Linked DNA regions of Mus musculus: region 2 is linked to region 1. Evidence: chromatin loops called from intact Hi-C (ENCODE). Cell type or tissue: gastrocnemius. All regions are shown on one strand. Each heading gives the region's core, and the rest is flanking DNA. Links, peaks and the distances in the headings are about the cores only. Region 1 overlaps Iho1 (interactor of HORMAD1 1). Region 2 holds the start of Apeh (acylpeptide hydrolase).

Evidence for each region. A loop is a pair of places that touch in the nucleus more often than their neighbours do. Peaks named below come from ENCODE experiments on the same cell type or tissue, not always from the same donor. Only the 100,000 strongest peaks of a DNase experiment are listed, where the experiment ranks them.
Region 2: a loop joins it to region 1, with 2.1 times the contacts of the local background. A loop is called at or near these places in 2 of 42 quality-filtered maps.

The regions. Positions count from the first base shown.
Region 1 is chr9:108,410,162-108,415,161 of GRCm38, reverse strand. Iho1 (interactor of HORMAD1 1) reads left to right here. Exons shown (of 8, transcript NM_001135198.2): 5 at 2,151-2,199; 6 at 2,582-2,669. It also overlaps a transcript of 1700102P08Rik not described here. Among named protein-coding and RNA genes, the nearest start is that of Iho1, 19 kb to the left of the region's middle. In gastrocnemius, for the core only: a CTCF peak has its summit at 2,740 (motif pointing right); no DNase peak of the experiment used is centred there.
Region 2 is chr9:108,087,549-108,104,497 of GRCm38, reverse strand. Apeh (acylpeptide hydrolase) reads left to right here and starts at 10,018. Exons shown (of 22, transcript NM_146226.2): 1 at 10,018-10,063; 2 at 10,139-10,271; 3 at 10,750-10,876; 4 at 11,424-11,517; 5 at 11,616-11,691; 6 at 11,781-11,944; 7 at 12,085-12,222; 8 at 12,319-12,410; 9 at 12,487-12,527; 10 at 12,609-12,730; 11 at 13,195-13,255; 12 at 14,312-14,409; 13 at 14,929-14,980; 14 at 16,149-16,237; 1 more. The coding sequence starts at 10,052. It overlaps Bsn (bassoon), which reads left to right. Exons shown (of 12, transcript NM_007567.2): 9 at 423-554; 10 at 780-834; 11 at 1,216-1,308; 12 at 4,601-8,476. The coding sequence ends at 820. In gastrocnemius, for the core only: CTCF peaks have their summits at 8,721 (motif pointing left) and 9,940; DNase peaks (open chromatin) are centred at 8,711, 9,412, 9,944 and 10,726; H3K4me3 peaks cover 2,120 bases; H3K27ac peaks cover 2,439 bases.

The DNA of each region.
Region 1 (5,000 bases), core at 1-5,000:
TTTGTCTCTGGAAGTCAAAAAATATATTTTTGAAAAATGCAAAATTCAAGTAATGTTATATTGCTTCTGTCTAAATGTTTTCCTTCCAGATTTTATTTCTCAGATCATCTAGTTTGAGATGTTTCACTGTACAGACAAGGCTGGCTTGCAATTGCCAGAGATTCAACTGCCTCTACTCTGACTTTCCTGGTGCTGGGACAGAAGGCATGAGCTACCATGAACACCTGGATGTGGACAGAATTTCTTTTTCTCTACTCTTCTCTTCTCTTCTCTTCTCTTCTCTTCTCTTCTCTTCTCTTCTCTTCTCTTCTCTTCTCTTTCCTTTTCTTTTCTTTTCTTTTCTTTTCTTTCTCTCTCTCTTTCTTTCTTTCTCTCTCTCTTTTTCTTTCTCTCTCTCTTTTTCTTTCTTTCTTTCTTTCTTTCTTTCTTTCTTTCTTTCTTTCTTTCATTCTTTCGTTCTCAGCACTCATGACAGCTAATAATAACTGTAAACCAGTTGTTTGTTTTGTTTCTTCAAACAGGGTTTCTTTGTGTATCCCTGGCTGTTCTGGTACTCATTCTATAGACCAGGCTAGCCTCAAGAGATCCACCTGCCTCTGCCTCTCAAGTACTGTTCTAAATAATTCCCCTAGAAATAGGGAGCTCTTCCAGAGGACCTGGGTTCAATTTCCAGTACTAACATGGTGGCTTACAATCATTGATATCTTCAGTTCCAGAGGATCTGATGCCCTCTTCTGGACTCTGGGAGCACCAGGCATACACATGGAGTATATACATAGGCAAAACACTCATACACATAAAATAAAACTGTAAGCCAGGCCAGGCATGGTGTCTCACACCTCCCAAAGAGACAGGCAGATCTCTGTGAGTTTGAGGTTAGCCTGGTCTACAAAGAGAGTTCCAGGACAGCTTCCAGGACTGTTACACAGAGAAACCCTGTCTTGAGAAACCAAAGCAAACCAAAACAAACTAAACCAAACCAACCAACCAAACAAACAAACAAAAACAAAGAAAATTTAAAACCAGACATTGTGGCTTTCCCCCCCAAATCCTCTGAATTTAGAAGGCTGAGGCAGGAGCATTGTCAGGAATTGTCTGCATCTGAAGAGATGGCTCAGCAGTTAAGAGTGTTTGCAGCTCCTGCTCGCAAGAAGGGCTCTCCTCTCTAGGGCTCTCTCTCTCTCTCTCTCTCTCTCTCTCTCTCTCACACACACACACACACACACACACACACACACAAATTCTAATTAATATAATCAAAAAGAGTCAGGGACCATTTGCATTTGATAGCTCAGTGGGTGGAAATACTTGCTGACAAGATGACTTGAATCCCCAGAATCTTGATGGCTGAAGAAGAGAGCTGACATCTCACGTTTCGCACAGCCTCTATGAGTGCTGTGCATTGTGCATGAACACACATTATATGTAAATTAAAGTTTTTAGACTAAAAAGTACAAATGTTGTAATTTAAACTATTTTGTGTATTTACACAGTTTTGTTTGCTTGTTTTGAGACACAGTGATATGTGGCTGTGGTTGGCCAGGAACTCTCTAGGCCAGGCTCGCCTTGAACTCACAGAAATCCACCTGCTTTTACCTACTAATTGCTGAGGTTAAAGGGGACACTACCATATCCTATTATTTTAATTATCATATCTGTCTATTCACTTTCCCTGCCTGGGTGCTATAGCAAATAGCAGGGCAGATAAGATATGTACAATAACCTGTCTCAAAAAGTCAGAAAAAAGAGCTGGAAAGCTGCCTTAGCACTAATTGTTCTTGCAGAGGACTCCGGTTTGGTTCTCAGCACCTACATGGTGGTTCACAAATGTCCTTAACTCCGGTTCCAGGAGAACCAACAACTTCTCCTGACCTTCTTGGGCACCAGGCCTGCATATGGTACACAGAGACATACAACAGACAAAACATTTATACACACGTGATAAATAAATCTTAAAAGCAGAGGGGGGAAGGCAGCCGCAGGATGGAAGGAAGAGAACGGGATTCACATTGTAATGCAGGTCCTTAGGGCTGGGGCTGGACAACCAAGCTTTCCCAGGCAGATAACTAAGTTCTCCAACTTAGTTATCTGTGTTTTTTCAGTAGGGCACAAGGATTTATTCTCTTCTCCTTTTCCCCTCTCAACTCTAGTGAGACCCTGCACAGCTTTGTTTCTCATTTTCCAGAAGTCATTAACAAGGTAAGTTCAGCTCAGGTCAGAGGGCCAGAGTGTTGTGTAGCGCAGGCAGAGGGCAGCCGTTTCCTGCTTTACCTTAAACGACAATTCTCCACGTCAGTGACACAGAATGGATGGTGCTTTTTTTTTCTTTTCTTTTTTAAAATTTAAGTTTATTTTATGTAAAGGGTGTTTTGTCTGTATGTATGTCCACGAACCGTGTGCGCAGTGTCCTTGGAGGGCAGAAGAAGTCATTGTATCCCCTGAAGTTGGAGTTATAGACAGTTGTGAGCTTCTATGTTTTGGGTGCTGGGAATTAAAGCCCAATATTTTAGAAAAGCAGACAGTGCTCCTAACCTCTGACCAATTCTCCAGTCACCATGTGATTCTTAATTTTGTTTCTTAGTTGCAGACATCTGTGGAAAAGACTGAGGAAAATCTCAGCTCTAGAAGCCAGTCTATTTTAGATTCTGTGGAGACCATAGCCAAGACTTGTGAGTGTCCCATGATTTTTTGTTCATTTCTGTTTTTTAAATTTTTGTCAGTGTCTCAAGGTTAGTGTTAGCAGCAGAGGGCACTGGTGAGCCATGAATGTGAACTTTCTGACCCTAGCCAGGTTTTCAGGGTGATTTCATATTGTTCATGATAAGGTAAGTGCATAAAATGAGACCTGCATAATGGAGCCCACTGCTATGTGATGACACTTTTGGGATTTGTTTCATTTGTTTTTTGTTTGGTTTGAGGCACGGCATCTCTCTATATAGCCCTTGCCGGCTTGGAACTCACCACCAGGCTGGCTACCTCTGCCTCCCAGCTGCTGGAATCAAAGGCATGTTTCACCACACCTGGCTTGCAAACTTTAGTGCAATTTTTTATTTTATTTCTTTGGAAAAAATGTTTGTCTATGTAGCACTGGCTGGCTTGGAACTTCTAAATGACCAGGCTAAAAGTATATATTACAGAACATCACCTAAGTAGTTCAGACTTTTAGAATATGAATGGGTTCCCTAGGACTGGTATACAGAGAGTCGTGAACCGCCATGCTTTGTAAGTGCTGGGAATCAAACCCAGATCGTCTGGAAGAGCGGGAGTTACACCGAGCTCTCAGTAGCCCATGCCAACACTTGGATCCCACGATGGCTCCTATGAAGTACTGATCCTCTCCTCAGTACTTGCTGTCTCAGGGTAGCTCTGCCAGCCTTCTCACCACATGGCTGAGATGAATCAGCAGCCTCCCGAGTCTCACATGGCTTGCCCACTGTGCTCTATGTAGACACACTCCTCCTTAGAAGTTAGAAATACTCCTGTCACCTGCTGTTCTTCTCACTGCCTTGGTTTCAGTGAGTGTTGTTTTGTGATGAGGCAGCCTTGGTCTTAATGCCAGTTATAGAGCGCTGTTTGCAAGATCCCCTCCCCCACCAATTACGTGATTTACATGTAGATGGATGCCTTTATAAACGCCAACACACTATTCTCCCTAGCTAGACAGGGCTCTAGAATTACTATTCTCTAAGAAAATAGATGCATGTGCATCTGTACTTGTTTGCATTTGTTTATTTTTTTATTTTAAGCTAATCTGTCAGCTCATTCACATTTACGAAAATCAATGCCTTTGCATGGCTCATCAAATAATTTCCATCTGTCTGAAAAGAAGAAGCATTGTTCTGTTTATCCACTGACTTCCAACCTGGGCATCAGCACATGGGGCAACTGTGAATGTTTAGATAGCTTAGAGCGAGAACTGTTACCCTCACAAGTAGCAGTGCTGAGAACAGGCAAGTGAGGGTGCTTCCTTGTGTGATGTGATGGAGTAACTCGTCTGTGGGTGCCCCAGTCACGGACTCTTTTAGCTTTCCATTGCTTTATAAGAAGTGATGGTGTGTAGGGTGGCAGTGGTGTTGGCTTATGCCTTCAATTCCAGCCCTCCAGAGGCAGATAGATCTCTGGGTTTGAGGCCAGCCTGGTCTACAGGTGAGTTCCAGGACAGCCAGGGCTATACAGAGAGATCCTATCTTAGAAAACAAACAAACAAACAAACCAACAACAAAAAGAAGTGAAAGTTTGTTTTGGCTTCAAGTATTTGAGCTTACGGATGTCTGTGGGAACAATGCTTCCTGATGAGAGCATGTGGTGAAGGAGGTCTGTCCAGCTCATTGTTCTGGAAAGGAGAGAGAAATTAAAGGATTAGGGTCTCGGTATTCCGTGAGTGTAAGGAAACATCCCCAGTGCTCTGACTTGTTTTCACTCGGTTCTACCTCCTGTAAGTACTGCCTCTACCCACTACTGCTTCAGGCAGACAGCCAACTCAGGAGGGTCAGGAGCTTAAGGAGCCTTGGCTGCATGGGGAACCGAAAACCAGCCTGGGTTACAGAGTGAGACCCTGTCTCAACAAAACAAAACCGAATGAAAAATTTTAAAAATATATTTATTGCCAGGTGGTGGTGGTGGTGCATGCTTTTAATCCCAGGGCTCAAGAGTCAGAGGCAGGGAGATCTCTGAGTTGAAAGCCAGCCTGGTCTACAGAGTGAGTTCCAGGACAGCCAAGGCCACACAGAGAAACCCTGTCTTGAAAAAAACAAAGACGGGGCCTAGCAAACACAGAAGTGGATGCTCACAGTCAGCTATTGGATGGATCACAGGGCCCCCAATGGAGGAGCTAGAGAAAGTACCCAAGGAGCTAAAGGGATCTGCAACCCTATAGGTGGAACAACAATGTGAACTAACCAGTATCCCGGAGCATTTGACTCTAGCTGCATATGTATCAAAAGATAGTAGGCCATCACTGGAAAGAGAGGCCCATTGGACTTGCAAACTTTATATGCCCC
Region 2 (16,949 bases), core at 5,932-10,931, 320 kb after region 1:
GCTGGCCTGGAACTCACTGTGTAGACCAGGCCAGCCTTGAACCTCAGAGATCCACCTGCCTCTGACTATAGAATGCTGGGATTAAAGGCATGGGCCACCATGCCCAGCTGAGCCACAGTTCGTTCCTTCCTTCTTTCCTTCCTTCCTTCCTTCCTTCCTTCCTTCCTTCTTCCTCCCTTCCTTCCTTCTTCCTTCCACTTCCCTCCTTTCCCCTGCTTGCTATCTCTTCTCCTCTCTCTTCCCTTTAGCCTTTTTTACCTCCTGCTTCCTTCCAGCCTTTCTCCTCTTGGTCTCCTCTTCCTACTTTTATTTCTCTAGCCCCGACCTTCTACCTCCCAGGTTACCTGAGTTCAGGCTCCCTCCTCCCCTCATACCCTGAACGATCAAGCACAGGTTTGTTCATAATGCTTTCTTTCCTACAGGGGCGAAGCCTGGAGCCAGGCCTGGAGGGACCCCAGGGGCTCCCGCTAGTCAGCCAGGGGCAGAAGGAGAGAGTGTATTCTCTAAGATCCTCCCTGGTGGGGCAGCAGAACAAGCTGGAAAGCTGACAGAAGGTATTTGCTGCCTGGGGTCAGGTCCACACTGAGTGGATGTTTCTTTGTGGAGGTTGGGGATATGGGGGTGATTCCAGGTCAAGCCACCGTGACACAGACCGCCTGCTGGTACCCAGTGTTTTCTAGGTCCCCCTTATCCCTTGAGCCTCACCTTGACCAATGGCCCCGACTAGGAGGAGTCTGATCCAATCACTGACATCTCTCTCTCTGTTTTCTATGTCACAGCTGTCTCTGCTTTTGGCAAAAAATTTTCCTCATTCTGGTGATTGTGTCCAGAAGGGTGAGTACCTGTGCCTGCCATATTGGGAGAGGCCTGAGTTACTCGTGGCTGGGGAGTCCTCTGGGAAGGGTCCAGTCTATAGTAGATTGCACAGTGAGAGCTACGGTGCACTCTCCTGGGAGTGTGAGACACTGCACAGAGTCTAAGACATGGGCTGGCTCAGGAGAGCAGTCACTGTGTAGACCAGGCCATCCTTGAACTCACACAGATTCAGGCATGGGCCACATTGTCCCCCGCAAGAGAAAGCCAGGGCTGATGTCCCTCTTGCCTTTCTCACCACCCTAGTCTTCTGCCGTGCTCTCAGAGTGATGGGACACCTTGGCTTGCATGTAGGGGACAATGCTGCAGAAATCCATCACCTTCCTCTGTAACGTTCCACAGGCTCCTGAAGACCTGAAGAAAGACAATCTCATTGCTGTGGAAAAATCTCTGGAGTCAAAGGCCTGGGCGCAGCTCTGGACTCTGCGTATAACGGTGAGTGTCAGGACCAGATTAAGGTAAACCAAAGAAGTGGGTGAAGGGACCCCATTCCTGGAAGTATGAACTAAAAAGGACCTGGTATGCTTCTTTCAGCTGGGATGGGCCTAGCGGCCCCCCTCAGAAACAGTGTGCTAGCTGGCATGATGGTAAATGAGTCAGCCATCCTGACTTGGGAAAGGGGCCATTGACACCTGTTGTACCCCTACAACTTCAGGTCTGTATTCTGGACACTGAGTTCAAAGTCGTCCTGAAAGACAGGGCAGACTATGGCTTGTATTGGAGACATCGATGTCCGGTGCTGGTGTATCCAAACCCAGCAGAACACAGAGCTTTGGGCATGAAGTGAAGAGATTTTTGGGTTCACAGGTTGCACTTGCGGCTCACAAGGCGAAAGGGTGAAGAAGGGAGAGAGGAACACAGAAAAGGGACACAGGAAAAGCAGTCACTGGTCAGCTAGTCAGTCCAACTCCAGGGCAGCCCAGTGAGAGAACAGGAAGGTACAGGATAGGTACCCCCTCTTCCTAGATTGTAGTGGCCAGGGGAGATGGGATGCTCCCTCTCAGAGCCTGCCCCAGTCCTGGTCTTGGCCCTGCCTCTGTGGACAGAAGAGGACATCCCTCATTTAGAATTGGGGAGAGTAGCCTAGTTGTTGAAGTTGCTCTTTGCACAGCCAAGAATGACCCATCTCGCCATCTCCCTGAGGCCTCTCGTCTCCAGCTCTTTTTCCTGCTCTCGAGTTAAGCATATGGAGATATGTGGGCAGCCATAACATCTCAGGTGCTACTCAGGGGAGGTGGGGGAGGGACAGCCCATGGCCCAGGTCCAGGATAGTAGTCAGTAAGCAGTTCACTTTAAGGGAGCCTTAGAGCACCAGAGCCCTTACTTATCTGCTCGTGGTAGAGAGGAAGCTGTGTGTGGGTACCAAGGGCTGCCAGTCTTTTCAGAGGCACGGAGGCACTGAAAAGGCTCAGTCTCTCATCCACTTATTCAACAAATGCTGATCTAGCCCCAGATATGTGCCCAATCCTGTTTTAGTCCTTGGGGACACAATAGCAGTCAAAACCGAGTTCCCGTCCTTTTGAGTCAACAGTCCACTAAGGGAGACAAAGAGTAAATAAGTTCCAAAATAAAACATCTGCATGACTGGTAATGCACGCCTTTGACCCCAGCACTTGAAGGCAGAGGCAGGTGGTTCTCTGTGAATTTAAGGCCAACCTGGTCTACAGAGCGAGTTCCAGGACAGCCAGGGCTACACAGAGAAACTGTGCCTCAAAGCAAAACAACAACAACAACAACAAAACAAAATAAACAACCCCCCACAAAAGTAAGTAAATAAAGTAATTAAAAACTAATTTGAAAGGAATTTTGTTTGTTTGTTTGTTTGTTTTCGAGACAGGGTTTCTCTGTGTAGCCCTGGCTGTCCTAGAACTCACTCTGTAGACCAGGCTGGCCTTGAACTCAGGGATCTGCCTGCCTCTGCCTCCCAAGTGCTGGGATTAAAGGCGTGCACCACCACTGCCTGGCAAAAGGATTTTCTGATGGCAAATGTGCAGCAGGGTTTCTGCAGCAGCTGGAGCTGCCCTAGAGAAAGTAGTCAGAGCTGGAGGCACGGGAAAGCAGGGTGCCAGCCGCGCTTCTGATGCTGAGGGGAACTGGTCGGCCTCAGAGACAGGCAGAGAGGAACACAGCTCGGCCGTGGCAGAGTAGCAGTGACCAGTGCTATTTTAGGCAGGTACAATAGGCCAAAGTGAAGACCTTGGGCTTTCTGCTAGTGACAGCCACCCCAGTGCTGACACCATCTGAGTGCTGCCTGACAGCATGCTCCCTGCCTTTGCTGTCAGGCAGTGGATGCCCTGTCATCCTCCCTCTCAGCTGGACAGTTTCTTGGTGTGCCCTGGAACATACATAAAATCTCAAGTGGTATTTAGGGGAGATGGGGAGGGACAGCCCACGGCTCGGGTCCAGGACAGCACCCACCCTGAGTTTGGGGCCAGAGAACTACGAGGAAGAAAAGGCAGCACACCTGTGCTTTGGGCCACATCTTGCCATCATGTGGGCAGGCCACTGGGACCGTGACTCTGTAGCTAAGAGCTGCCTGATTCTGGCACTTGGCCAACATTTGGGCTAGGTGGTCAAAGCTGCTCCATATGTCCCTCTCCTGGTGTCCTTCATGTCAGTTTCAGACATGAGCTAGGAGATGTTTGTCTTTTGAAACAAAACCCCATCTCCCTCACTCTTCTTGGTTTTGTTTGTTTGTTTTTTGAGACTGGGTCTCATTTGTAGGACTGACCGATCTGTAACTCAATATATAGAGATCAAGCTAACCGTGAACTTGTAGTGAGTTTCCTCCCTCCATTACTTAAGGCTAGGGTTATGGGTGTCCACTGTCATACCTGGCTTCCTATACACTTACAAAATAAATGTCAAAGGGCCAGCAAGATGGCTCAGTGGTTAAAGGTGTTTGTTGCCAAAGCCTGAAAGTCCGAGTTTAAATCCTAGACTCCAAATGGTGGAAGGGAGAACCACCTCCTGCGCTTTACCCTCTGACCCCCACGTGCAGGTGTATATATACACACAATCATATAATATATACACACAATCATATAATATATACACACAATCATATAATATATACACACAATCATATAATATATACACACAATCATATAACATATACACACAATCATATAACATATACACACAATCATATAATATATACACATAATCATATAATATATACACACAATCATATAACATATACACACAATCATATAATATATACACACAATCATATAATATATACACACAATCATATAACATATACACACAATCATATAATATATACACACAATCATATAATATATACACACACAATCATATAATATATACACACAATCATGTAATATATATACACAATCATATAATATATACACACAATCATAAAAGAAGTTGGACACGGCACATGCCTGTGCCGTAGGCTAAGTGACTAGAGGGTCGCTCTGGTGTCACTTTGGGTGATGTAATGAAGCCCTGCTGTCTCAAATGGCACAGGAAGAAGGGAGGTCTTTTCCTGGAGGTCTGGCTCTCCCTTCTCCCGATCAGTCTTTAACCTGCGCAGATGCTAACCTCTCTATGCCTTGACGGAATGCAATCTTCTGGGTGAAGCAGAAACTGGCCATCACATGGCAGTGCCTAGGAGCAATGTAAGGAGGGTGGCAAACTATGACCAGGGTTCACAACAACAAACCCTTCTTCCTTCTCTCCCTCTCTCCTTCTCTTTTCAAAGCATCTACAAGCTGGCAAACCTTTGGCCCAAAGATTCCCAGCAGGCGGGCCCCAGCAGGCAGGCCTCAACCAAGCATGAGAATGACATGTGTTCTCACAGCAGCGACCTAGGTGAAGCATCTGCCGGACCAATGGGACCATTGGCTTGGGGGACCTTTCATGTCTTTCAAGAGACCCTGCCTTACTCAGGCCAGCCGTCCTTGGGAGCGAGGAGCCCTCCTCACCAGAACGCGGTTGCTGCTGTTGCTGTCTGCTGCTCTTCCCGCAGCCTCCTGTGGCCTGGCCACCAGGCTTCCAATGCGTTATACACAGAGTTTGGGTGCACACTGCCCTCCTCTAAGATGCCAGAAGTTTTTTCCACAGCCTTGGAGAGGGGCTTTGACTGAGGGCTGGGGCCCTGGGCTCCGATTCCTTCACATTCCAGCTGGCCCGGATCCCTGTGTGGCCATAAGGCCTTGCCCTCGTCACCCTGCTCTGGGGGTGACACTGGAGCAGACGTCCACATGGCCAGCATGGGTTTGGGAGAACTTTACAAACATTAGGACCCTAACACTGTCTCATCGCTGAAACAAGAGGCCATAGCACCGAAACGCAGCGTGGGCACCGGCTGAGGCTTCTCCCAGCCCGTGGATGGCAGCGTAACTAGGCATGCCTGCCATCACCTTAAAGCCATCCCCCCAGCCATTGTGAGCACCCCAGCAGCACCGCCATTGTCTCGACCAGCCGGCTCCTCGGCTCCTCATCTCTACACCTGAGGATTTCTTTTGATTTCAGGAACAGCCTTAATCATTCCAGTTTGATTTACATGTATACCTCATGAACATTTTTTTGTTGTTGTTGTTTTATTTTTCTTTCTCTCCCTTTCTTTTCTTTGCTTTTATCCCTTTGTCTCTCCCCCACCCCACCCCCACCCCGCAACCTCGTGACTGATGGTTTGGTTTCCTCTCTGCTCTGCCCCTGCTCAGCACAGGGAGAAACGTTGATTTAGAAGCAATAGCGGGCAGCAGGCCACCAAGAGCACAAACCCAGGGCGAGGTCTAGGGAGGCTCCTCAGCCCGCCTGTTTACTGTCTTCTTAAGCCATCAGCAGTGGGTGTGCTCAGAGCAGAGGAGCCAAGGGAGAGCTTCAGAGACCTGTGAGGTAAGGGGAGTATAACACCGTCCATTCACCTCGTGGACTGGGCTACATGCCTCCCCAAAGCCCTTCCCTGGGAGGCCTCCCTTCATCTCGGGCCCAGCCACAAGTCTCATCTCTAATGTTCTATGCAATGAAATATAAACCCTCAAAGACAACTGTTAATATTTAATAAATTCCGTGTTACATATAAGGAGTTAATTGCAAACATGCAGTTGAGAAACTGGATAGCTCTATCTGCTCATACCATCACCCCAACCCAATCCTTGTCCCCACATTCTGTGTGTGTGAGAGAGAAATGGAGAGCGTGAGTGCGTGTGTGCGTGCGTGCGTGCGTGCGTGCGTGTGTGTGTGTGTGTGTGTGTGTATGCGCGTGTGCAGGTGTGCATGTGTAAATTTTAAGTCTGTGGCATGTTTGACCTGTGGCAGGACTCGCTGCTTGCCAGGTGAGTCGCCGCCTGTCTGGCACTGGAGCATGCACGGCTCGAAGCTTCTTTGCACGATTTCATTCATTTTAAATGCCCGACCTCTTGCTTGGAGTTCTTTTCGCCTCCAAACCTCTCCTTTAGGAGCGCTTCTCCCTGACTTTGGGACACGCTAGTAAAGACCTGCCAGAACTGCCTACATTTGCCAGGCCAGGGAGCAGGCAGTGAGGCCCCAGACACCTTGCAGTTTTTATCTGTGTACAATAGCAGATAAAAACAAACCTTAGACTAGACAGAGAGGGGAGCCCGCACAGGATGCATGTGTATGGACATTCTGTGGGTTTGCTGTAGGATTTCTACTTGTATATCATTTTTCCTCCTATCCCAGGCCTGAGCCAAAAGAAACTGGTCACATCTTCCCAGTGGGGTACTGCTCAAGGGCAAAGCTTGGGGCACATCTGTGGAGAGGCAGAAGCCAAGGGATCCTGGCTGTGCCCTATGATTCCCAGATCTTGACTGACTCTGCTCTATGTCTCTCCTTTGTGATGAAGAAGCTTAAAGGATTGTGAGCCAAGAGATCTATCTGGAGTGGAGCCAGGGGTCATAAGGTACCCAGAAGGAGCTGGCTATGGCTGAAAATATCATTCAGGAAAAAACTGTTCACATAAATAACAGCTTCAAACTGAGCCCAGAAGGTCTCTCAAGAGCAAAACTTACTGAAGGGTTGGTGTAACCCTCTCCACATCTGCCCCAGGACTTGCCTCCTCTGAGGCATAAGTATCACACTGTTGTCAGCATCTCCCTCACTGGCCCAGGAGTAGGGCAGACAGTACCTGCCTGACCCCTAAAGTCTGGCCTGCCTCCAGAGAGCTTTGGTGTATACCATGCATTTCTCAGGGGTTCACGTTTCTCATGCATTTTTACAAGGCTTATAAATCCTTTAGTGTGGGATCCTGTCCCACCATCGGCAGCTGTGGTTGGGACACTTCAAGCTGTGTTGGACTTAAGAGCCCGAGTTCCCGGGATTTAGCTTTCTTCACACTATGGAATATCTCAGAGATCAAACTTGGGCTATATGGGGCCATCGCTAAAAGGGCTGAAGAAGGCCCTCTTTGAGGAACTCCCAGGCCCAGGTGTGTACAGGATGTGCCCAGGGTCTAGATACCTGGGACCATGACTGTATTCCTTTCCTCTCAGAGTCAAGGGGCTAGACTAGGGGATGAGGGCAGGCAGGGTGTCCACGGGTCAGTCTCTGGCTGACCCCTAGGCTCTAAAGTATTAACTTTACAGCACATTTCTTTTCTGACATTTCTGATATCTGCTACTCTATCCCTGGCTGTGCCCACAGGACAGATCTTTGCCCTTCTGTGAATATGACTGCAGGAGTCTTCTAGGCCATAGGTATCCCTGGCCCTTATGTTGACTCTGTGTAGAGCCCAGACCTCCATTTTCTCCCCTCTTAGTGTCATAAGCAAGGGCACCCTCCTCTGCCCACGCAAGGCCTCAACACACTCACTTCATAGGGATGGTCCTCGCACCATCTTCTTCCTGTTCTTTGGGCAGGGTGAACAGTCTCAGGGCCCACACTGAAAGAACAGCCAGGGCAGCAATTCTGGTCTGTATGCTGGAGCCTCTGGGGAGTTTTCCAGGCAGGTCCTTGTCCGTGAGAGTACAGTCCTGCCCAATAGCCCTTCTCCTCCCTTGCTGTAAATAATGTGTCATCATGGACTCCATCAGGGCCGGAGGGACATATATAATCAAATGAAACTCTCTGGAGATGCCATCTCTGTCTCCCTGGGTGCCAGCACCCTGCTACCATGTGCACCGGGTGGCACTGGAGAGCCATAGAAGTCATGAGATACTGTATGTGTAAGCACATGTACATGAGTGTGTGTGTGTGTGTGTGTGTGTGTGTATGTATGTATGTATGTGTGAGTGTGTGTGTGTGTTTGTGCGTGTGTGCACGAGTCTCATTCAGCCTCTGGGGTCAAATCAATTCCTCTCAAGTGTGGTACCCTAGAGAGTGGTGGCCATCTACATTTTCTCCCTCTAGCTTCTATGTCTTGTTTTTGCTTTCCCTCCCCTCCTCCTCCCCTCTCTCTCCTTCTCTCTGTGAGGGGGGAGAGTGCTGTACAAAGTCAAACAAACAAGTTTACATTGTAAGTGCAATGACCCGAGTCCTCCACATGACCTTGTGAATTGTGTGCCGTCCTCCTGTGCTCTGTGAGAACTCGTGGTACTTCAGTGTCCCTCCCCTGTACTGTGACAAGGTATTTCTGTGGTATCAGAATAAAAGGACTTGATATAAACAACCTTCAGACAGTCTCGGGGTGATTTCTGAAGTGGGAACACTTAGCCAAACAGGTAGATGCCAACGTTTGTGACAGTATTCTCCACGATTAAAGAAAAAAATGAGAAAGAGCAAAATTTCAGAAATGTTGGCACAATTGAGGCGGAGTCAACACCAAGCCATTCAAACATGACCCTCCAGGAAGGTGCAAAGGCTTGTCCTAAGCCACCAGACAGTTTTCAGGATCCTGGTTCCCAGGAGCTAGATGGGCAAGTGCTGCCCCCTGGTGCTATCAAACAAGCTTTACATCTGCCTACCTTGTTCGAAACTCCCCCCCCCCCCCCAGTCCCCCATGGCTGAGACTTTAATCCTTAGTATAGTCAAGAATAGTTCAAGCTGGATATCATAGCCCACACATTTAATCCCAGCTCTTGGGAGACAGAGATAGGTGGGTCTCTGTGAGTTTGAGGCCAGAACTACGTAGAGAAACTAAACAAATATAAGTTAAGCAGCACTAGAAAATAAGAAACAGAGATTAAAGAGTATCAATTTTGCCTCAAGTAAGAAAGAAAGCACTCATTCAAGGGGGCCCATAGCTGGTCTAAAAGACCAGCCACTCTCAAGCTATATGGAGGAGGGGGAGATACCTACTGTTGCCCAACCACTCTTGCTCTCTGCTGTCACCTAAGTCAACCTAGTCCTGTGTCGTGTGCAGGAGACTGTCTGCCTAGGCTCTTCTTTCCACAGCACGCTCGCTGCTCTTAGGTGAAGTCTGACCCTCCACATCGGCCCTTGGAGTAGGTTGAGACCCAGTCGGCTCACGATCCGCAGCAAGGAGCTTCTGAGAAGGGCGGGTTAAGGCTGTGGCAACAGATAGCTTTAGGGGCAAGTCTGGTGATTGATAAGCCAGGGTAGCACCCAGAGAGTTCAGCACCGCCCTTTGCCCGGCGCCCCAGGGCTCCACCCGGGAACCTAAGTTTCCCACTCCTAATCGCCTGGCTTGCAGTAGATGGGGAGAGCGCTGAAAGAGATCCCTGCGACTGAGGCGCCCCGCAACATTCCGCTTTCACAGACCCGCTAGTCTCTGTATTCGGTTCCCACCCGTCCCCGCCCCCGCCCCCGCCCCCTCATCCTTAAGGATCATTAGTGTTCCTCCGAAGCCCCACCCTTCGAACGCTCAGGGCTTTCTCTCTGATCCCGCAGCTTTCAGCTCACAGTCGGCTGGAGTCCAATCCTACTTCCTTCACTCCTCCCAGACCTGCCCTGTCTCTGAACACCGGCTCTGTATTCTGCTGCTATACGTCCGCCCTCACTCCTCGGAGCCTCCCCTCTCTAAAAATCCCAGGACTCGACTCCCTGATTCTGCCTCCCACTTGCCTAGTCTTCGACTGAATTTTTGTTTCCCGCTCCTCCCCTCCGGGCGGCTCCTTCGTAGGCCCCGCCTTCTTACTATCCAGGCCCCGCCCCCTGCCGACTGGCCGGAGCTTATACAGGGCCCTGCGGGTCCCAGGTCGCCACTGAGTGTAGCGGAAACTGGGGACCGCCTTAGGCCCCGCCCCCGGAGCTTCACTTCCGGGACTTAGCTGCTACCGAAAGACCGACTATGGAGCGTCAGGTGAGGGCTCGGCCCGTGGCCCCCGTGGCCTCCGTAGCCCGGGCTGAGCCTGACCCTGGTGTGTCCCCTGCGCAGGTGCTGCTGAGTGAGCCCCAGGAGGCGGCAGCGCTGTACCGGGGCCTTAGCCGCCAGCCTTCGCTGAGCGCCGCCTGCCTGGGCCCGGAGGTCACCACGCAGTATGGGGGCCTCTATCGGACTGTGCACACTGGTGTGTAGACCGAGGGAACTGGGTGGCGACGGGCCGTGCATCCAGGTGGAGAGATGGGGACTGTGGAGGGCACGCTGCTTGACACGGGTTTGGGGAGGAAACCCAACTGTAGTTCCTGCGCACAGGTGTTTTGGGGGCTGCACTAGCCTTACTGATAAATAATTCCGTAAATGAGTTGAAGGTGTGGGAGTAAAATTCAGACCTGAGTGCAAGGTGTGGGCCTCGCAGGACTCTCCGGCCCTTACATTCTACAACCCAACAACAGCTATGTTGCCCTTAAAATTCTGTGGTTGGTAGTGGGTTCTCTCTGACCGTCAGCTCAGGCTCTGGGAGCCTAGGCTTAGGTTATATTAAGTGAAGTGTTGTCCAGGCTATACTCAGGCTGTCCGGAGACAGACTGGGAAAGATAGGCCTTGATTGGTGGGCAGTGGTCCAAACTGGCCCAGACAAGTTGAGCAGCCCCCTGCCTCCCTTGCAGAGTGGACTCAGAGGGACTTGGATCGAATGGAGAACATCCGATTCTGCCGCCAGTACCTAGTGTTCCATGATGGAGACTCGGTGGTGTTTGCCGGGCCTGCGGGCAACAGTGTGGAAACCCGGGGGGAGTAAGTGTGACAGGAGCAGTCTGTAGACAAGACCGCAGCCACCTGCCTTGCTAGCCTTTCATAAATGTCGCCATGTGTCCTTAGGGTGTTGTGCTCTGTGCCTATCCCCTTCAGGGACAACTTTGGGTGGCTTCAGGGGAGCAAAGAGCAAGGTGCCTGACCCCTGAGAGCTTGTCTGGTCTCTGGAGACATGGCCTGATAAATACTAGGAGCTTCTTCTAAACTAGGGCCTAGGTCCCTAGGACTCTGGAGACAGTCGAGTCAGTAACCTAAGGAAGAGAAAAAAGGCCAGCCAGCTTGAGGCTGGGAGTGCTTCATGGGCTGGTATGATTTCAGAGTCCCAGTTAGCTGGGAGATAGCCTCCTGTGCGGCCAATTCTGATTTTATAACGCCAGACCTAAAAGGGCTTATAAAGAAAGGAGAGAGAGACAGACAGACAGACAGAGACAGAGACTCAGCTAAGAGGTTGTGACCAGTAAGGGGGCCAGCACAAGGCTGTTGGGGGGGACGACTTGGCACCTTCCTGACCTGCAACCCCTGTTCTCAGGCTGCTGAGCAGAGAGTCTCCTTCAGGCACCATGAAAGCAGTGCTGCGCAAGGCTGGAGGTGCAGTCTCGGGAGAGGAAAAACAGTTCTTGGAGGTGAGTTTGCAAGGATGAGGTGGCAGCCAGCCGGTCACTTAGTGCCACAAGTGAAGCCCTGTGGAGGGGCAAGCAGCCTGATGCCCAGGTATCTTCAGGTCTGGGAGAAGAACCGCAAGCTCAAGAGTTTCAACCTGTCTGCACTGGAGAAGCATGGGCCTGTGTATGAAGATGGTGAGGCGCCTGGCTGGTAAGCAGGAGGGGTGGGCAGAAGGGGCAGCTATAGCATTGGGCTCCCCCTAACCGTCCCTCCCTGCATGCAGACTGCTTTGGCTGCCTCTCCTGGTCACACTCAGAGACGCACTTGTTGTATGTGGCGGAGAAGAAGCGTCCCAAAGCTGAGTCCTTCTTTCAAACCAAAGCCTTGGACGTCAGTGCCAGTGATGAGGAGATGGCCAGGCCGAAGAAGCCAGACCAGGCCATCAAGGTGCTTGTGGTGTGGCCGGGCCACACAGGCCCTGCCGGGCAGCCCTGCCCTACATCCGGTGGACCTGGGAGGCCCTAGTGTCTAGGAGGCAGGTCAGGGTTCTGTAGGCACCCTGGGCATTGAGTGTCCTCTGTTCTCAGGGGGACCAGTTTGTATTTTATGAAGACTGGGGAGAAACTATGGTTTCCAAAAGCATCCCTGTGCTCTGCGTGCTGGATATCGAGAGTGGTAACATCTCCGTGCTTGAGGGCGTCCCTGAAAATGTGTCCCCTGGTCAGGTCAGCAGCAACATGGCCTTTGCCCCTTCTGGAGTCGGGGTCCCCTGCTTGAGCGATTACGTCTTGCTCATACCTACTTTGTGGTTTTGTTTGCAGGCTTTCTGGGCCCCTGGAGACACGGGTGTGGTGTTTGTGGGCTGGTGGCACGAACCCTTCCGGCTAGGTATCCGCTACTGCACCAATCGCAGGTGAGAAAGCAGGCAGACCAGAGGGCCCTTACGGCCCAGCTGACCATAGAGCTGAGTGTCTCTCTGACCTTTCCAGGTCAGCCCTGTACTATGTGGACCTGAGCGGGGGGAAGTGTGGTAAGTGTCTGGCGTCCGCACGTGCTTTCCTGACTGTTAGTCTTCCCTGGTCTATGTGATACTCATATTTCTGTGGCCTAGAACTACTCTCGGATGAGTCCCTGGCTGTCTGCTCTCCTCGGCTGAGCCCAGACCAGTGTCGCGTCGTCTACCTGCAGTACCCATCTCTAGCCCCTCATCACCAGTGCAGCCAGCTCTTCCTGGTGAGCTGAAGTGGGTGGGGTGGGAGGACGGTTAGCTCTTGATGGGGAATGAGGGCTAAAGGGATGGTGTCATCTCCCCCCTCGGGGCCCTCTCCTGTCCTCCGTGGACCAGTGGCCTGACCCTTCAAGGTAAGTCCTGGAAGCTTGGGTACTCTCAGGGCTCACCACCTCAAGGGGTCCTCCAGCCACAGAGATGCTCGCGCGTCTTAGTTCACGTCTCCAAGTAGCCGGGCTCTACAAGGAGCAGGGGCAGAGTTGGGGGTTATATAGAGTCCATCCCCTGCACAAGGAGAGCTCTGGGTGAAAAGCCAAGGGACATGCCTATCTGAGACAAGTCCAGGCTCCCATAAAAGAGGTAAATTAGCCCCCATCTCTCCTAAGTAGTCACCCAAAGGGATAGATAACAGAGTTCTGTGCCCTGAGGTCCATGGCCTGGTGGGTTTGACCATTTTGTTCTCTTGCAGTATGACTGGTACACCAAGGTCACCTCATTGGTGGTGGACATTGTACCTCGGCAGCTGGGAGGTAAGAGGTGCCTGGCTCATCAGTGGAGTCTGTAATAGTGCTATCTGTCCCTCCTTCCTGAGTTCCTTTGGAGGACTCTCTCCTTGTTACTGCAGCCCTGTGCCCAGGCCCAACAGAGACAGAAGATGCTACTATGGGTAATAGTCTGAGAGTTTTTGGCTAGACCAAAACTAAGGTCAGAGTAGCTCAAATTGGCTTGGGATGAGTCTCAGGAAATATGTTAGTTTGGAATATTATGCCTGAGAAGCCTTGGGGCTGCAGGCTCTGTGTTACTCTGTGTTCAACCCCACGCCACCCCAGCAACCTTTGTCCAGTCTAAGTCAGCTGGTCCTCCGGAAAGGTAGCTCTGAGGCTCCTTTCTCAACATCAGGTACTTGCAGCTCTGCCTGCAGTCTAGGGGCATCCTAAGGACACAGGGATGAAAGTTTTCTTTTCTCAAGCCACCCAGAAAGGTCCAAGGGTCCAGTGAGCAGGTCCAGTGCACAAAGTTGCAGGGATACAGCTGGAATGCAGCTCAGTGGTCAAGCACAAGGCTAGCATGTGCGAAGCCCTGCACTTGATCCTTAGTTACACTTTTGGTTTACAAGGACTCGATAGTAGGGACGTAGTCTAACCTCGGCTCTGCCCGTTAGTCATGTGTCCAGGGTCAGTGCCCTGGCCTCCATGAGCTTGTTTCTTCACTTGTGGACGGGGTGGTTATGTCCCCCCTCCAAGCTCCCGTGTGAGCTGCTGTGCTCTGCACTGCGGTGGACAAACACGTTCTATATAAGGTTAAGGCACTTAATGTTGCCAAGACCCAAAGGGAGCAACCAATAGGAAAGCGTCACGTTTGCCGCCTGAGCTTTCCAGCTCTGCCTCTATGGGTCCTCAGAAGCCTCTCCTCCCGCCCCCTTCACCTTCTACTCGGTAAACTCCCCACTGCCAAGGGTACCCTCATGTCTAGGACTGTGATTCTACTACAGATTTCAGGGGCCCTGTGTGAATTCCCCAACCTCATCTTCTCGATCCCTCAGGCCTCCACTCTTAGATGCAGCTTCAGTGTTTCTGTCTTTGCAGAGAGCTTCTCTGGGATCTACTGCAGCCTCCTTCCTTTGGGATGCTGGTCAGCTGACAGCCAGAGAGTGGTCTTCGACTCGGTCCAGCGCAGTCGGCAGGTAAAAGCCCCTGATTGTGTCAGGAGGTAGCATCAACAACGTCTGCCCTCTGACGGTCTGCCGAGGAGTTTAGGACCTGGGGCAGAGGGCGTGCACGGCCCTAGAGGAGCCGAGCCAGAAAGAATTAGCTGAGCCCTTGAAGTCTTTTCTGCTGGACTTGCTGTTCCTCAAGGGGGCCAAATGCTCTGCTGCCCCACAGAAGAGGCCCAAGCCTTGGGCAGTCCCTGAACACTTTATAGTGACAGTTGATGGAGCCTGGATGGGTCCTTAGGGATGATGTGCTGGCATGTCCCATGGTCCTTTGGGTATGGCATTATTTGTTCTCCTATCCTTCCGTTCCTTGCCTGGGTGTATCCGGCACGTTGTGAAGGAACTGAATCTAGATCCAGGGTTCTTCTTGTTTCACAGAGTAGCCATCACCATAGGCCAAAGTGGCCCTAAGCCAGTAGAAAGGAAATAGGGGCAGGCCCCAGAGGGCTGTTGGATGTGGTGCTACAAGTAGTCTCCCCTCTGTTTAAGGACCTGTTTGCTGTGGACACCCAGACAGGAAGTGTCACCTCCCTGACAGCTGGTGAGCAGGACCTCTGCCATAGGGTGACAGCAGGGTGATGGCAGGGGTTGGGGATGGGCAGCCAGGGGCGGGTGGATGGGTAGCCGCTTAGGAAAGGAGCTAGAGCTTGACCCAGGGCAGCAGTGGTACGTTCCGTCATTCTCACCCCCGATGCGCCACAGGCTTTGCCAGCAGTGCCCTGAGGAGCCAGCCAGGACACTACCTCTTTTCTTCGCTGCACTATTACCTCCATATGCCCTAGCCCCATAGCTCCACCCCTGTCCTAAGCTCTACAGACCTTTCTTGCCAGGCTAGTATAGTCATCCACCTCCTGCCCAGACCCTGGAGAAACCACTGCTGGACTCTCTAGCTTCCCCACACTCACCCCAATGGTCTCCCTCTGAACCAGCCTTTGAGTTCTCCACCTGCCTTGGCTCTGCACACATCTGCATCCCCGAGGTGGGTCAGAAAGAGGCTGTCTTAGGGTTTCTACTGCTATGATTGTGGTAACTCTTCATTAGGAAACAGTTAATTGGGGCTGGCTTACAGTTTCCGTTTCAGAGGTTTAGTCCATTATCGTGATGGCAGAAAGCACTCAGGCAGACATGGTGCTGGAGAGGGAACCCAGAGTTCTACATCTGAATTGACTGGAAGCAGGAAGAGAGTGACAGTGGACCTGGCATGAGCTTCTGAAACCTCAAAGCCTACCCTCAATGGCACACTTTAACGGCCACAGCTACTCCAATGAGGCCACACCTCTTAATAGTGCCACTCCTTATGAGGCTTTTGGGGACCATTTTTATTCAAACCACTACAGATGCCAAAGTTCTAGTTCTACATCTCTGGCTTAGGACATAGCTCCTTCCTAGGGTGTTTCCCTAGCATAAGCCTAGTGCATAGTAAATAGTAATAACAACAATAACAATAACGAGTGGACAAACGTTAGACCAGTCCTCTTTCCTACACCCAGTAGGAAAAGGCTATCATCCTTGTCACACCGAAGTCATTGGAGTAGGTAGAGTACTTTGGTAGCTTTCTGTGTCCCTAGGTCGGGCAATTCTTGAGCATAGCCTGTGTCTGTCAGATGAACAGGAGGCTTACTTAGGACATATGCAGTTAGGTGTGCATCTCAGGGTTAAAGGTAGAAAAGTTGTCCCTGCCAGGCACTTATATCATCTGCTTCCTCTAGGGGGGTCAGCGGGAAGCTGGAAGCTGCTTACAATTGACCGAGACCTTATGGTGGCCCAGTTCTCCACACCCAACCTGCCCCCGAGCCTGGTGAGTATTGTGGGTCCCAGGCTAGAAGACAGGAATTACAAGCTTCCATGCCTTAGAACTGGGCCCAAAGACTGACCATGGTTGGTCAGCATGTAGAAGGGCAGAGACGACTGGGCTCCAGCCTAGTCCAATGGTTCTTTGAGCTCAACACTCATGAGTAGGAACCAGGGGCTAACATTTGCACCATCCTGAACAGTGTGCCTACAAAAGTGCCCAGTCATTTATTATTAGAGTCCAGGGAGAAAGGGAAACCTCGAAGCCAAGAAGTTGGTAGGGCCAGGGGTGGTTCAGATGTGGATGTCTCCCGCATACACCACTCAACAAGAATCTATGCTGTGCTCTTCAGAGATGGGTTCCTGAGAGCTGGCCTACCTGTGACACTCTCCTTCCCCCTGGCAGAAAGTCGGGTTCCTGCCTCCTGCTGGGAAGGAGCAGTCTGTGTCATGGGTGTCACTGGAGGAGGCTGAACCTATTCCTGACATCCACTGGGGCATCCGAGTGCTGCACCCACCTCCAGACCAAGAGAATGTACAATATGGTGAGCTGGGCCAATGGCAGACGAGCTCCTTCTCCAGCACACGGCACAGTGGTGGCCCTTCCTAGCTCCCATTGCAGGCTTTCTAGGATTTCCTCTAAAAGTTTTTCTGATCTTACAGTCATGAGAAGTAGCGTCGAGAGATCTGAGAACCTGCTGTGGTTATCAACACCCGCT